Linked DNA regions of Homo sapiens: region 1 is linked to region 2. Evidence: read pairs that join two places in POLR2A ChIA-PET (ENCODE). Cell type or tissue: B cell. All regions are shown on one strand. Links, peaks and the distances in the headings refer to the core of each region. The heading gives the core; the rest is flanking DNA.

Region 1 (7,366 bases), core at 1-5,000, 120 kb after region 2:
AAATCCTTCATGCTCAAGTCCCTTATGTAAAATGGCATAGTATTTGCCATAACTTAGGCACATCTACTTGTATACTTGAAATCATCTGTAGATTACTTATAATACCTGGTACAATGTAAATGCTGTGTATATAGTTGTAATACTGTCTTGTTTTATTTTTTTGAATTATTCTATTTTTTTTAAGTTCCGGGGTGCATGTGCAGGATGTGTGTTTGTTACATAGGTAAATGTGTGCCATGTGGTTTGCGGTGCCTAACAGCCCATCACCTAGGTATTAAGTCTCACATGCATTAGCTTGTTTCCTTAATGTTCTCCCCTCAGCCCACCCTTCCCCAGTGAGTATTTTTCCCCTCCCTGTGTCCATGTGTTCTCATTGTTCAGCTCCTACTTATAAGTGAGAACATGCGGTGTTTGGTTTTCTGTTCCTGCGTTAGTTTGCTGAAGATAATGGCTCCTAGCTTCATCCATGTCCCTGCAAAGGACAAGATCTCATTCCTTTTTAATTTGCATTATTTTTATTGTTGTATTATTAAATTTTTTCCCTGAATATTTTTGATCCACAGTTGTGGAATCCATGGATGCAGAAGGCACAAGAATTAAGAGAGCCAACCAGTTATGGGGATGCACCTAGGGACTAGCAACAGCAGGAAGCTGTGACCATCCTAGGCCTGTGGGGTAAGGGTAGGAGCCTGGTGAGAGCCGTGTCTGTACAAAAATTCAGCCAGAGCCAGAGCCACAGCAGCCAGGCAGGGAAGCAAGGGAATGAATGTATGATCTGGTCCCTCTCTCTTCCCGCCTTCCCATTGATGGCTCCAGTCAGAAGCCAGAGGGCAACGGGGCTCAGCTGATGTGATTCCTACAAGTCAGCCTCCCATAAAAGTCAGCCTCCCATCTAAATCAATCAGCCTCCCCAGATGCAGAGTAGGGCAGAGAAGAGGGGAGATGGATCTGGAAGACAAAGGATGGACACCCAGCACAGGAGCTGTGAGGTCAGAGCTGAGGCTTGGCACCCAGATAGGATTTAGGTAGCATAGAGGAATGGTGAAAGCATCCCCAGCTGGTAGTGACAGGGGCAGTTGTAGAGAGAAGTGGGGCGCATTTACATTACAGCCATGTAACTGACATGGATGAGTGGGGGGATTGACCTATTCTGGTTGAATATAAAGGAAGGTTTGAGAGAAGAAGTTGGAGAAATTTGGCGGGGAGGCCTATGAATATGCCAGTTTGTCATTTAATCAGGAAGTAATAGGATGTTATTGAAGGTGTTAGAGTAGTGAAATGTTCAAAGGAATATGCATAGCAAAAGTAGACTTCTCACTCCACCTAGGACTGAGGAAGGAAGTCCTTGCTTACACATGTTACATGATCAGAATATTAGCTGATCTAATAGGTGGAGGATCCAAAGGACCCACAGTATTTTGTTCTCTACCTTGGCATTATGACAGCTCTTGCGATTTGTGGATAATTCCTCTCTCAATATCACGGGAATAAATTAAGCTTAGCCAGGGCACTCCCCAAAATGATTTAAACATTTGTTTTTCAGCGTGAGGTTCATAGACACCCCCCCCTTTCCCCCGTCAGCATCACCTGGGATGGTGGTGAAAATGCATATGGAGGTCCCACCCCAGACATACTGAATAGAATGTATCTCTGTGGTGAAGAACAGGAGTCTGCATTTTTGACAGCCACTGCAGGAAATTAGTGATGTCTCCTTAATTCAGTTGAATTTGAGAACTATTGATTTAAGGAGACATCACTAATTTCCTGCAGTGGCTGTCAAGGTAGGGGCTTAATTCCTTCAGAGAGTGATCAATGAGAACCTGATGGAGATCTAGCCCCATGGTTCCTATTACAATCGTATTAGAATCACCTGGGGAAATTTAAAAACACCCTGATGCTGGGGTTGGGTGGAGGGGAACTTTTTTTTTACTGGTTTAAGAAGTCTGGGTTGTAGTCCCAGCTACTCGGGAGGCTGAGGCAGGAGAATGGCGTGAACCTAGGAGGCGGAGCTTGCAGTGAGCAGAGATCGGGACACTACCCTCCAGCCTGGGCGAGAGAGCGAGACTCAGTCTCAAAAAGAAAAAAAAAAAAAAAGGTCTGGGTGAGGCCTGAGGATATTTTTAAAGCTCCCAGGTGATTCTGATGTGCAGCCAGGCCTAAGAACCTTTGATCTTGTCTGAACTCAGAAGGTGGAAAAAATTAGAAATGGAGCCTTCTCAATGTAAGGGACTCCTCTGAATTCTGTACCACACAGTCAATGCTAAGAATAATTGCTCTGGAAAGGATAGCAGAGTGGAAAACAGGCTTCTGTGAGTAACGTGGAAGGAAACCAAAGAAGACCAGGGCTGATGTAACCTGAGAAGGTACTGCAGTCTGGAAAGGTCTTAAAGGAGTCCGCACACTTTTTTTTGTTTGTTTGAGACGGAGTCTTGCTCTGTCACCCAGGCTGGAGTGCAGTGGCGCGATCTCGGCTCACTGCAACTTCTGCCTCCCGGGTTCAAGCGATTCTCCTGCCTCAGCCACCCGAGTAGCTGGGATTACAGGCGCGCGCCACTCCGCCCGGCTAATTTTTTTGTATTTTTCATAGAGACGGGGTTTAGTAGAGACCGTGTTAGCCAGGATGATCTCGATCTCCTGACCTCGTGATCCGCCCGCCTTGGCTTCACAAAGTTCTGGGATTACAGGCGTGAGCCACCGCGCCCGGCCGGAGTCCGCACATTTTCTTAGGCTCCCTGGAGGAGCTTGAAACTCCTCGCTGTGTGTGATGAGCAGCCAGAGGTGTCCCCGGGAGAGTCTGTTTGCCCCCAGGCCACCCATTGGCCTTCACACAGGGCTTTCTTGCCTGCATTTATTGCCAGTTTGGAGTTGGTGAATTTAAAGAATTCCTCCTTTTATTTTTATTTTTTCAACTAATCAAGAAAAAGGGAAGTCTGAAATGCAAGTAGAACACCCACCCTTTCGAACGTTTTATCTTCCGTTCCACCGTCTTCTGACTCGGGAGAGAGCTCTTTAGCCATTTGTCTTTGTTTTCCCACAGTTTGCCAACACCTACGGGTGTGCACAGCACAGGCCAGAGCTGGAAATGCGTCCTTCTTCCCACAGCCAGGAAGGTGTGTGAGTGGTGCTGGGAGCCCAGAGGAAGGGTGATTCACTGGAGGAAGGCGGAGAGGACAAGGACATGCTCTGCTAAAAGGCCTTTCAGGAAATGAAAAGCTCTGCATTTCTCTTTTCTAAACACACACACACACACACACACACACACACACAGACACCCAAAAAAAGAAAAAAGAAAAATGAGCATTCCCCTAATTCTTCTAAAGCGGTTTCTATTCCCAAGAGGATAAAGAGTATTTTAGATGCCAAGCACGGAAGATTTTTTTTTCCTGAAATGGGTGGGTTGGCACTTTCTTTCCTGAGAGCTGAAAAGGCCTCATGCTTTATTCCTCCTCAAATGTCCTTAATCTGCTGTGGCCCCACCATCCTCCCCCTCCATTGTTGAAAGGCAGCAGCTCCTTCCCTCGCTGGGTATTTCCCATGGTAAGTAGGTTCTCCTAGGACTCACCCGAGCCTCAGATTGAGTTCATCCTACTGTGTGTGACTGTGCAGAGGACCTTTAGGCCCCTGTAGGCAGCTCTGATAAGATTATCTGATGTTCTCATTATCAGCTGCACCCACGATCTTTTCTAAGGAGGGGCTCTTTGACCCACCTGATGATGGCAGCAGGGGTGTTGGCATTCCTTTTACATCCCAGTGTGTGTGGGTGTGTGCCTATATTGTAGTTCACACAGCAGAAATAAAATGGGAACACCCACTGTTCAGCTCATTCTATTATTTTAACTCTTGTTGAAAAATAAAACAAACCCCTAAGGAAATAGCGTCTTTGTCCCCACGGAGTTGGATAGCTCCCTAGGTCATCTCCTGACCACAGGATCTTGTCGGAATCATCCCCTACATGTGCTTATCTAGCCTCAGCTTAAAATTCTCCAGGGGAAGGAAACTCCACCCTCCATGAGTCAGAGTCATTGAGAGTTTAATAACCACTTTGATGGTCTGTTGTCAGGACCACCTTTTCCTTGCAGCAGATCAAGGAGCAGAATTAGAGGAGAGCCAGTTCTCTCTGGAGACTCATCTGCAAATTGGAGGAAATCTTATGTGCATCAGAAGATTGTTGTGGAGCTCAAATGAGATCATTCTTTCAACAAATGCCAGTCACTCCCTGGTGTGCAGGACCATCATGCTAGGTCTGGGAACACAGAGATAATTGGGCACTGGCCCTGGCCCTTCAATTCAGTGGTTCAGACTGATGGATAAACATACCGTCTCAGTGCAGTGGCAGACTCCTCTGCTTTGTCTTTGGAGGTCAGCCTGCCAAACTCGGCTGCCCACTTGTGTCCCACACTCTGAGGCGCTGTCTCCACTCACACCAGTTGCCCATCAGCAGCAGGGCCACACCTGGCCTGCTACCTGCTGCCATGCTGCTCCTTCGAGAATCCACCCTTCTCCTCCCCATCACCACTGAGCCTGTCTTGCTCTTTACCTGCACCTGCACTGCTCAGTCTCTTCACATCAGCGGTGCCATTAGCACCTGCAACCTTGGGCCCATGCCCACCTGGATTTGGAGGTCAGGTACTTCAATCTGTTTGCAGGGACAAGGCTGCCAGGGTTCATATCCACCACACCTAGGCCAGTTCTTTTTCTGTTCTTGTCTCTGGACTGCAGATCATTGCTGGGGGTGTAAGTACAAAAACTCAAACCTTGGCCTCAGCAGAGCTGCCCTGCCCCACTTGTCCTGGCTGACATCCATGGGGCCTTTCTTTTCAGTGGTCTTTTTCCCTCTTCTGTAAATTCCCTGGCATGGTGGCCTTCGGAGGCTAAAGACATTCCGAATTTTCCCTATGCTCTTGGCCCCTGGCCACCATGGCAGAGAAGCAGATCACCACTTCCCTGAGTAATTGCCAACACCAGCCCTCATCTGCCCTCCTTTCATCCTCCCCTGCATTCTCAGAAGAGGTTCTCAGAAGACGCTGACTCTTCTCCATGGGATCCCAATATCATCCCCTTGCTCTGCCCATCTTCTTCTTCCATTGATCCCATCATGGTCACCAGTGTACTGATTAGCAGATACCTACCAAGAACCTACCATATACAGAGTCTCTATTATGACTTAGGCAGACAAGGAGTACAAGAGATGATCCCAACTTTTGAGGAGCCTACAGTCTGTAAAAAATACCAGAGGCAAATGCACAGGATCCCCCTCCCTGGTACACTGGGTTCCCTTCTCTCTGACAACTCTTTTTTGCTGACTTTCAAGTCCGTGTATGTATGTGTGTGTGTGTGTGTGTGTGTGTGTGCTTTTTAAAGCCAATGACCAACATTAGTAACACATTACAAGCCTCTCTCCCCTTTTCCATTCTTCCCAGTCAGTCATTCTAGCCCTCTGCAGAGACTCCTTATCCTCCTGTACATTCTAAGACATTCTGTCACTTCCTTTCTGCTCTCAGGGCTACTCTCACTCCATTGTCCCATGGTGTAGTCCCCTGACTGGTCTCAGCTGGGACACCTGATCTCTTTCTTAGTCTTCTGGCCCTGTGGGATCCTCTGTCACATCAAAACACTTGCACAAGGTTGATGCTGGGAAGGGAGTTAAAGGAACTCCCTTGTCCCTGTCATGTCTCTGAGCTATTTCAGAGAAACGGCTTGTGAAGATGACATGATTCTAGCTCTAGAGAAGTTGAGAAAAGAGTGCTTGGGCCAAAGAAGGACAGAAAAGGAGTGGAGGAGGCCAGCGAGCAGTGTTGGTACTGGCAGGCTCCAAATCTTCATGCTTATGTCCCTGAAGGCCACTTCCCACAAACAGCTCCTCCTCCCTCCTCAGTGACAAACTCCCTATGGCAAATCTGCACTGGTGACTCTGGCCCCTGACATTTGCATAGATTTTGCAGCCCAGAAGTCCTCAGGGATGGGAGTCCGTTCAGTGCCTTCCTGCTCCTCCAACCCATTGCCTTCTGAGCATTCCCCTTGGGATGCTCTAGAGTAGAAGTCCCCAACCTTTTAGGCACCAGGGACAGGTTTCATGGAAGAGAATTTTTCCATGGACCGGGGAGCAGGGGGATGGTTTCGGGATGATTCAAGAGCATTACTTTTATTGTGCACTTGATTTCTATCATTGTTACTTTGTAATCTATAATGAAATAATTATACAACTCACCATAATGTAGAATCAGTGGAATCTCTGAGCTTGTTTTCCTGCAACTAGATGGTCCCATCTGGGGGTGATGGGAGACAGTGACAGATCATCAGGCATTAGATTCTCATAACGAGCACACAACCTAGATCCCTCACATGTGCAGTTCACAATAAGGTTTGCACTCCTATGAGAATCTAATGCCACAGCTGATCTCATAGGAGGCAGAGCTTAGACGGTGATGCAAGTGTTAGGGAATGGCTGTAAATATAGATGAAACTTCGCTTGCTCACCCACTGTTCACCTCCTGCTGTGTGGACCAGTACTGGTCCATGGCCCTGGGGTTGGAGACCCCTGCTTTAGAGCTTCAGGTAACCTGCCCTAAGATGCTATGTCATGCAGAGACTCAAGTAGCCCCAGCCTCCCAGTGTTCCCTTTACCTTGCATGGAAGACGATGTTTGTTTATCCTTGTAACCTGCTTATCTCTCAAGGCCGAGGTCCTCTTTCTCTCCTGCCTCTACCTAAAGACTTCTTAAACAAGAGGCCTCTTGCTGCAGTCTCCTGTTGCTCATACCCAGTCACTTCCACCAGCTGTCTTCTTTCCTGAGCCCTCTGTCGCTACTGGTCTCTAATCACCAAAGGCCTAGGCCTTAACTTCATCTTTCTCTTTCCTCTCTGCAGCAGGTGGCACACACTGTTGATCATCCCCTAGCCAAAGCTTTCTCCTCCCTTGACTTTTGGCATGACCCTAGACAACTGATTCTCCTTATAGCACCATTTTTGTCTCTCATTTGTTCCTTTATCCTCCTGTTCTCTCACAGTGTCTGCTCTGTGGCTGTCAGCATTCCCCTCCTCATTCAGATACTTGGGATGCTACTGGCATGTACTTAGGAGCTTTGAAATCAGAGAAGCTGGGCTTAAGCCCTGGTTCTTCCACATGCTTGTTTGATGACTTTGTACCTGCCATTCATCTGAGTTTCAGTTTTCCCATGTCTGACATGGAGATGATAATGATACCTATCTTGTAGGGTTATGTGAAGGGTAAATGGGATGCAACAATGTTTTTGAAATTTTCGTCTGATCCCCTGCTGCCCTTTCCAAGTAACCTGTCACTTTTCCTTACCTAGTGTCCTATTTTCACAGGCTGCCTGTTTCTGCCTTAAAGCCTTTGTGTAGAAATC
Region 2 (9,785 bases), core at 1,819-6,818:
AACAGGTTTTGGATTTTTGGAAGGTAGAATTCAGCAGAACAATGTCTTGAAAATCCTGAAAGAAAAGCATGAGGATAGAACAAAGACATTTTCAGACTCAGACATGCATACTTTGGGAGAGAGTTGTGATATTTGTGGCCATCAAATAACTTTAAATTCCCTTTTTATTTTTCGGTAAACCTCCAACTTTATGACCCCTGCCTCATCAAGGTCAAAGCCGGAACTCAATTATCCAGCACCTATTGCAGTGAAGACATAGAGATATGACCTAGACTCTTCCAATCAGACATTCCCATGGAGGACTATAATGTAAAGAAATATGAGGAAGTAGATTTCATGAAGGATCTGTTCCTGGAGAAGGGCAGTGAGAGACAGTGACCTTTCAGAGGCAGCAGTAGCTTAGACTCTAATTGGAAATGTCCCTTGCCCAGAGTCTTTGGTGTCTTTGACCAGAGGATATATAGGAATATCTAACTATTGTTTGTTGGGTAATCTGGATATTGTTCCTGGATACACAGGCTCCAATCCCTAGTCTCTGGTCCTGCTGAAGATTCTGTGAGCTACTTAATAATCTCTAATGAAGCTTCTAAGGATGCTTCTGGTAGATATGCTTTACCAACACAAGGGAGTAAACCAGGAAGGAGACTTGAGATGGGGGGAATCAGGATCTAACATAATAGAGAGGGAAAGGGAACCCCCAGGATTACAATGACTAGAAACCTCAAGATGCACGTCATGCAACAACCTGAAGACTCATCAGTCTAGATTTAAGTAAGCATCTGAGGGCTCCAGTAAGAATATTTCTGAGAAAAGAAATCTGATTCAGTACCAGATGTGTTTTATGCATTTAGAAGAGATTTACCTTTCTGGAAATGAATCTGGGAATGAATTAATATAAAGTGTAAAGCCAAGCAAATGAAAGAATGAGACAGTTATTAACTGCAGAATAAAGAAAAATTTATACATGTATATAGAATTCACTTTAAGCCAAAGGGGATTTTTTTAAAAAGCTAAAAAGGTTATTGAGTAGTTTACAGAATCTCTGGGAGAGTCCATGTAAGTCCAAACTTACATGCTACTCAAGACATGTATTTAAAATGTATTGACAGTCCAAAGAAGCATATATTAGATAATTCCTTAAAACTCAATGGAGTGGTGTGTCCTTGTAGATGGATTCAGCAGGAAGACTTCTGGCTCCTGCCTCTCTCTGCTGCCAGATACCACTGTTACTGCTGCAGTATCCATGCAACAGATGAAAATAAAGATGATTTGAATGAGGTTAATAATCCCATGTTCAATTTATTATATGTCAGAATGAAATAATAATGCTGCACTTAAGATGCTGGATTTAAAGGCCAAGTCCCAAACTTTGGGTTTTATGTCACAGTTTATGCTGTCCATGCCTGATACTTGCTGCCGTGTGTCTTTCTCCTTTATATCCACACTCCTCTAGATGTTCATAAAAAGAAGTCCACACCAAATATTGGCATTTGTAGGCACAAAAGGTACAGGAAAAGTTGCCCTTTAACCTTCTTTCTCTCTCTCTCTCTCTTTCTTTTTTTTTTTTTTTTTTGACAGAGTTTCACTCTTCTTGCCCAGGCTGGAGTGCAGTGGCGTGATCTCAGCTCACTGCAACCTCCGCCAGGTTGAACCTCCCAGGTTCAAGTGATTCTTCTGCCTCAGCCTCCCAAGTAGCTGGGATTACAGGCCACCACCACGTCCAGCTAATTTTTGTATTTTAAGTAGAGACAGGGTTTCACCATGTTGGCCAGACTGGTCTTGAACTCCTCACCTCAGGTGTCCCACCCACCTCGGCCTCCCAAAGTGCTGGGATTACAGGCGTGAGCCACCATGCCCAGCCTTACCTTCCTTTTCTCATGCAGCTTATGAGGAAAGGTCTGTCAAAGCTTTTGGGTCAGAGACATGCAGATATTTTGGAGAGAGAAGCAAGCACATCTCATGGAAGAGACTTATTCCCTTAAGGCAAGTGCCCATTAGAGATGAAAGCTGCTTGTCAAGTAAGACACATTCTGGAGAGCTGCCACCTCAACAGCTTGTATTAAGCACCAAATAAATGTAGCACTCATGGAGTATAGAAGATAGAATTCTCACCAAGGTCTGAGGTTGGTATAGAAGGAACCCTGATGTAGGAGAGCCTCAGATTGGTCTGGAAGGCAGAGTTTATAACTTAGAAAAGAGAAGGAAGAGATAAGTGAAGCAAGGGAAGAAAAGCATAGAGTCAAGGACAGTGATTAGGACCATTTGACTGGAACTACGTTTGTATAAGAAAATTGAGAGAGAAATTTGGGAAACAAGAAGCAATAAAGATGTGGTTTAAACACAATCATTTACTTTGTTCCCTTTCCAAACCTCACTAAAGTGACAGTAACAGGATTTTTGTTTTAAGAAATGAACTTACAAAGACAGAAAATGGTAAAGGAAAACAGGTAGTGGCCAGTTTTGGAAATTGGAAAGCAGATGGACAAGTGTAAACTGATTTATCAAACACTGGAAAGTTGAGTCCTAAATTGGCAATGAGGAAAGCCAAGAAGCAACACAATTGTCTCTACAGAACCCAAAAGGCTTAGGATGTCATGGCATTAGGTACCTCTGGGAGTGACAGTTAAAATGAGGCTAAGGAGAATTTGTTGAAATCTGTCTAACAAAACAGAGCCCTAGGTTCCCACCCTCCTCTAAGCAGCTGGATAAACTGCCCCTCTTACACCCTGGCAGAAGATTGAGCTTCATTTTTTCTAGAGTGAGGAAAAAGGTGGCCTCTGGACTGGGAATTTCCAGATACTTTTGAGAGTGTGGTTGTCATAGGGAAAATAAGTTGATAAAGTGAACTGTACAAGTAGGGTACTTTTAGAAATGTGTAGCCTCTTTTGCCATTTGGGAGGGAAGTCAGACCTGTACTCTCCAGGAGAAAGACTGAAGCATCTTTTGCATTGAATATGACCAGCTCTAGAAATATCAGTGTTAGGAGTTCACCTAGGAAACAGCCCAGTTAGAATATCATTCAGGGAAGCATAATCACTAAAACAATTCATGTACCCTGAGCTTCTAATCTGCCTTTTTTGTGCTGTACTTTTTTATATAAGGCAATTACTAAAGGCTACCAGACATGTGAGGAAAGCCTTAAATATGAAAGAGACCAAAGCAAAAAAAAGAAAGAAAGATAAAAAGGACAAAAGTCAATTTCAAAGAAACAGACCATGCAGGGAGAAAAACAAAACAGAATTTCAAAAACCATTGAGATTTTAGTATTTCTAGAGAGGTAAAAGAAGAAATGCTCCCATGAAGCAAGAATAAGACAATAAGAAAGAAAAGCAATGTACATACATGCAGGAACTCTCAGGTAACAGAAATGATCACTGGAAATTAAAAATTTGATTGGAGAAATGAAAAAGACAAAGAGAAAGGAAGTTTAGAGATAAAGATGAAGAAATTTTTTAGAAGATAAAATATAGTGATAAAGGAATAGAAAACTTGGGGGAGGGGAAAACAGGTGAACATTAGAGGTCTAATCCATGAAAGGTCCAATATCTAAATAAGAGGAGTTAATACACAGACGAAAAGGAGTAGAGGAAATCAAAGAAAGAACTAAAAAAAAAAAAATCCTAAAATTAAAGAACTTCATTTTTGAGATGGATAAAATGTAAGAATATGGGTTCAAAAAAAGCTTCTATAAACGTTGATAGAGAGACAAACAACCTAAAATAAACAACACACATAATGAACAGGTCATCTGTAAAGAACCAAGAATCATATTCATATCCTCTTCATACTCATGCTCACACCAATACCCACACAATAATTTCAAAAGTTAATAACCCCCCCTCTCCGAAATACAGAATTAAAGGTATAATTAAAATCAGAATTAAAGGTACAATTAGCATATACAAAGGAAAAAACTATAGGATAATATTTATCTCCATCTAGATGAAGAAGTATTATAACTTTCTAAACATGAAAAACATGAAAAATATTACAAAGGAAAATAAAATATTGTAAGTCAAAAACATTTTTGTTAAATAAATTTAAAGAAATACAAGTTAAATGACAAACTGGCAAAAAAAACTATTAACATATCTAACAAAAGGGTTTAATATGTAAAATATTCATGTAATTAATATGTAAAATGTTTATATAAGTAGGTAAGAAAACACCCTGGGACCCTATTAGAAAAAAACAGGCAAAGGATATGAACCAATACATAAGATGAAATCCAAAAGACTAATATTTATGAAAAAAATCAAAATCAACCTTAGTCGTTGTCCAAGAAATGTAAATTAAAACTTGATCTAACTTTTTAACTTACCAAAATTAGTAAAATATATATTTTTTCAAAGTAAATTTGATCAGTGTTCAGGATGTAAAATATATTTTTTCTTTAAAGTTTTGGCAACGTGTATTAAAGATCTTAAAATATTTAAATTCTATAATGTAATTTCATTTATAAGTATCTAATCTAAGAAATTTCATTCATTCAACCAATATTTTACGGGATGTACTGTTTTAGATACTGAAATACGGACTACATATTTAAGTAAAAGTGATTAGTAATAATCGTGCAAAAGTAAAAACAAAATAGCTGTCCAATAATACAGGATAAGTTTAATCACTTGTCTACACAGAGTAGAATTTTTTCAGTTATCAAATATATTATGCTTATAAATTATTTTAAATAAGTAGTAGATTTTCTAACTGAGAAAAAAATTTGATTAAACATAGCATTTAGATATTGACTGTCAGAAGAAACAAGGGCTGATGTCTGAGGCATTTTGTTAACAATCCCCCACTTGAAGTAATAGATTTGAAATACATATGCAGCAAGAAAGACAAACAGTTTGGGCAAGGGCTGCAGTGAAAGGGACTGTTAAACTTACTCAGCTTCACTTCTTAACTTGCCCAGTTTAACACCCCCCAACACACACACACAGCAAGAAGCTTAGGAGGCATTATTTCTAAAAGACCCGAAGAAAGACTTTCTAATTTCCAGAAATCCATTAATTTTAAGGGATCAAGTATTATTTTTTAATTATTCTGATAAGAAAATACTTTTCTTTGGTTGTCAGAACTGTCAAGTTTTCTTAGATGACGAATTCTGCCTTATTGTGATTACTGTGGGTAAGGGTAAAATGGAAGAGTATCAAGTGACAGTGTAATTATTCTCTACTGGTAGCTATGGTTCCAGTTGAAAGAAGCAAGTAGTCTCACAACAAAAGCAACCATTGAAGACTCATAGAGAAGTGACACATTTGGCTAGAACACTGAAGGATCTCTCCATCATTGTACCTGGCAAATTCTAAGCAGTTTTTTTTTTTTTTTTGGAGCGCAGTCACACTTACAAATTGTAGTATTTTCTTTTGATATGCAACATCTGAAGACTATATGTATAAGGAGACATTGCATCATTCTTCCTAGAATCCTTAGAAATGTAGAAAAGAAGTAACGCAGTTTATAAAACAGATACAAAGTGCTCAACCCAAAGCTTATTTTACTTGTATATTCAAAAAAATATATAGGTTTGTGTGATTTTCATAGTCAGCATTTTGTTACTTCTTGAGGGAAAGACCCTCAGCATGATATTTAAGTTTCTGATATTTAATTATCCTTCTAAATTGTCTCACTTTTCTCTTTTCTTTTCTTTAGAGCAAGTTTTCTAATAGAAAGAATGAAATATTTTATTTTATATTCCAAAAATATAAAGAATTTATAATAAAATCATTGTAGAATAATTTTTAAGATTAAAAAATTGGGATGAGATTGGGAGACTATCATATGATACAGGTAATCTTGTCACTTGTACATCCTCAGTGTCTCGCTTGAGTAGTGACAGCTTTAAGTAGGAGAGGAAGACAAGCTGGATTCTTGGGTTCTTCTATAAGGAAGATAAAGAGAACACACCCTGGGGTGTCTAGATGTCCTTGGGGCCTCATGGAAGACTATCATTGGATCCTCTGACAGGCACTGACCATATGTCTGGGAAAAGGGAGATGTAATAGTCAGTGGTGACTACGATAACACATTATTGCCCTTGATAGAAATAAAAGACATATAAAGGAGTAACTTAGTTTCAGGAGAAAGATCATCAATTTGTATTAAACCAGTTGACTTTCAGGGGCTCACTGGGCCATCTAAGTTGGAGAAGGAGAGCAGAAGCTTAGGAGAGAGTCAGTTATTGGAGAAAGTTATGACAATAAATAACATGTTTAAAGGGAAACAGCATGGTACTAACAGAAACCCTGAATATAAATAGGAAATTTTAAGAGAGAAAGAAAGTTAAGAGGGATAAAAATTGAACTTTGAGATGTCTGCATGTGTGTGGTAGAAGAGGAGGTAGAACCCAGAAGAAAGAAAAGAACCAGTGTTAAAAGAAGTATCAGTGCCCTGGAGGTTGTAGGAGTTTTAGGAGGAAGGGGGAGGTGTTCTGTGAACCAGTGATGTTCTGTGAACCAGATGTTCACAGAACCACTGGTTCTGTGAATCAGTGAAGTGTAACCCCTGGAGCAGAATTTGGGAGGCAGTTTGATGATTTATGGAGAACAATGTCAGTAGAAAGGTGGGGGCAGGACCTGGGGTTGGGTGGGAGAGAGAGAGAGAGGAGCCTGAGAGGAGGGAGAGAGGGAGTAAGGACAGTAGCTTAAATTAGGAAAGAGATTGATGACTGATGATTTAATAAAGAGAAAAATAACTGATTATTTAATTCAACATAGTCCTGGACCAAGTGGGAAATGTTGATTTAAGGAGTTCAAATGGAGAAATTAGCCCTAGAAAGCAGTGTTTTCTCCTGAGAGGACGGAGAACAGTGAGAAACATGGGGTGTAATCAATAGGTGACAGAGGGAAGTGTGTGCCAACTCATTTAATTAATAAAAATGTTTTGGGTGCCTACAATATATAAGAAAACCAATATTCTTGGAAAACACAATAGTGAACAAGACACAGATTATGTTCTCAATACTTTTATATGGAAGATAAGTCAAGGATAGACATAATTGTAGAGACTGAAAACACAAGCTATTGAGTTAGTTATAAATTTCTCTATACCTTGGTTTCTTCCTTCATAAAATTGGGATAATGATAGTACCAACTTCATAGATTAGTTGTGAGTTTTGAATAGGATACTATAAAGTGCTTAATAAGGGGTCTGTCTAAATGAAGTGCTAAATAAAAGTGACACTGTTCACATTATATAAGGTAGAAGTGATAAGTGGCAAGAGAACTACAGGATATGAAAGAAGATGTGCTGTTTTGTTGGGACAGTAAAGGAAGATGAACAGTCAAGTTCATCTACTTGGGAAGGAGTGGAACTTAAGAACTGACGAAGAAGGGAAAGTTTGGGAGAGAGAATGTGGGAGGGGAGAAACAGTTTGAAGTTGAATAATAGCATAAAGTCAAAACTCAGGAAGATGTCAAGACATCAGTAAAATAGGCACTCAGTTAAAAACTGCCCCTAGTTTAAAAAATCTGTTTCGAGCATCCCAATCTTTTTTGAGCTTCCCTTTCCTAGTGTCCTAACAGGACTATTTGACTAAATAGAGAAATCTAGCCCACGAACCTCCCTCAAGTTCTTATTTCCTTTTTTATCCAGGATAGATATAATGGTTCATTCTCCATTCAACCCATCAACAACCTTATCCCTTTCTCACTGAGGTATACTTGCCTGGAAAAATCCTAACCCTGATGGAACCTTACTATCTGCTTTCTTCATCTCTTTTGAATGGCCCTTCTCTATGGGGAAAATTCCTGTCATGCTAGATTGGTCCATGTAGGGCTGATACCAGTTGTGCGAGGGATAGGGGACACATACTGCAAAGTCACACGGTATGAGTTAAGGAAACACATCATCTTTATTCTTTGTTAGTTCCGTACCTTTCCTCTTTCTTTCCCTTAACTCTAATTTGCCTTTATCACTTGAATGTATAGTTTATTTTCAGTCGTTCTTTCTTTTCCTTTTAATACAATGAAATATGCCTCTTAGTTGTCTTTAACGCTTTTCCTCCTAAACCCTATTTTTAAATGAACATACAGAAATTTGTGAAAATCATCATACCTTGATGAGTTAACACAATGAGTTATTCTGATGGGTATGAAACCAGCACCCAGGTTCTGAACAGATTAACTTTACTCAAGAGATCCCCTCAAGCCCCCCTACACAACAACCCCTCTTTTCCCAAGGTAGCCACTACTCTGACTTCAAACATAGATTACTACACTTGATCTTAGCCAAAAGGCCAAGAAGCAATTCAAACATAGATTACTTTGCCTCCTTTTCATCTTTATATAAATGCAATTGTGTAATAGGTATTCTTCTGAGTCTTGATAATGTTACTCAATATTGATCTTTATAAAACTGCATTTTCATGTGGCTTTGGTTTATCTTCATTGCTATATGGTATTCTGTTGTGTGAATATACTGCAGTGTACTTATTCATTCTATTGCTGATGGACATTTGGGTTGTTTAAGTGTTTGGCTACCAGAAACAATGTTGTTATGAACATTACTGGATGTGACTTTCAGCTCACAACCATACACATTTCCTAGGCATGTGGAACAGTTGGATCACAGAACATATGTATGTTCAGTTTTAGAAGAAACTGTCCAAATAGTTTTCCAAAGTGATTATAGTGCTTCATATTCTCTGTAGTAGGGTATGAAAATTCCCACTGTTCCACATCCACACCTCCACTTGAATTATCAATCTTATAAAATTTTAGCCTCTCTTTGTAATATTATTATTCTATTCTGGTATTTAATTTCTGGATGCCTAATATTTTTTCCAAATATCAATTTTTAATCTCTGTGTATTCTTTCTTTTAGATTTTGTTCTAAACACTGAGGACATTCTCTGCTACATTTGGGTCGTACCCCCAGGTCTGAGTAATTCAATAGACTTAAGAAGACAGAGCCCAGCAGCAACCGAAACATAACAGAGTTGCAGGATCAGCTAACGTCAATGCCTGGGCAAAGCTGCTGCCCAGAGTGGAATCTCACTAGTGAATAAACAAGCCCAAGAAAGATTATCATCTCATTTGCAAAAAAAAAAGTACGCTGGTAGATCCTGCTACCTCATAGATAACACCAGTCAAATTTTTTTTTAAAGTAGCATTTTCCTACATTGTCAACTATCTAGAACATACCTAAAAACTAAGAGTTTACTGCTTATTAAATGGAAACTATGAAGTCTAAGGCCAACTGTGCCCAGAATCCAAATTGTAACATAATGATATTTCATCCAACCAAAGAAGAGTTTAATGATTTTGATAAATATATTGCTTACATGGAATCCCAAGGTGCACACAGAGCTGGCTTGGCTAAGATAATTCCACCCAAAGAATGGAAAGCCAGAGAGACCTATGATAATATCAGTGAAATCTTAATAGCCACTCCCCTCCAGCAGGTGGCCTCTGGGCGGGCAGGGGTGTTTACTCAATACCATAAAAAAAAGAAAGCCATGACTGTGGGGGAGTATCGCCATTTGGCAAACAGTAAAAAATATCAGACTCCACCACACCAGAATTTCGAAGATTTGGAGCGAAAATACTGGAAGAACCGCATCTATAATTCACCGATTTATGGTGCTGACATCAGTGGCTCCTTGTTTGATGAAAACACTAAACAATGGAATCTTGGGCACCTGGGAACAATTCAGGACCTGCTGGAAAAGGAATGTGGGGTTGTCATAGAAGGCGTCAATACACCCTACTTGTACTTTGGCATGTGGAAAACCACGTTTGCTTGGCATACAGAGGACATGGACCTTTACAGCATCAACTACC

What was found. ChIA-PET counts read pairs that join two places held together with the same protein. Peaks named below come from ENCODE experiments on the same cell type or tissue, not always from the same donor. Only the 100,000 strongest peaks of a DNase experiment are listed, where the experiment ranks them.
Region 1: POLR2A ChIA-PET joins it to region 2 with 8 read pairs; 3 of 35 experiments call an interaction of 5 or more read pairs at or near these places.

Annotation. Positions count from the first base shown.
Region 1 is chr11:95,105,261-95,112,626 of GRCh38, forward strand. All of the region lies in intron 1 of ENDOD1 (endonuclease domain containing 1), which reads left to right. Among named protein-coding and RNA genes, the nearest start is that of ENDOD1, 19 kb to the left of the region's middle. RefSeq lists an enhancer at 2,856-4,055. In B cell, for the core only: no CTCF peak of the experiment used is centred there; a DNase peak (open chromatin) is centred at 3,071; H3K4me3 peaks cover 1,030 bases; H3K27ac peaks cover 3,900 bases.
Region 2 is chr11:94,988,198-94,997,982 of GRCh38, forward strand. KDM4D (lysine demethylase 4D) reads left to right here. Exons shown (of 3, transcript NM_018039.3): 3 at 8,827-9,785. The coding sequence starts at 9,176. It also overlaps the pseudogene LOC100422440. Among named protein-coding and RNA genes, the nearest start is that of KDM4D, 19 kb to the left of the region's middle. In B cell, for the core only: no CTCF peak of the experiment used is centred there; no DNase peak of the experiment used is centred there.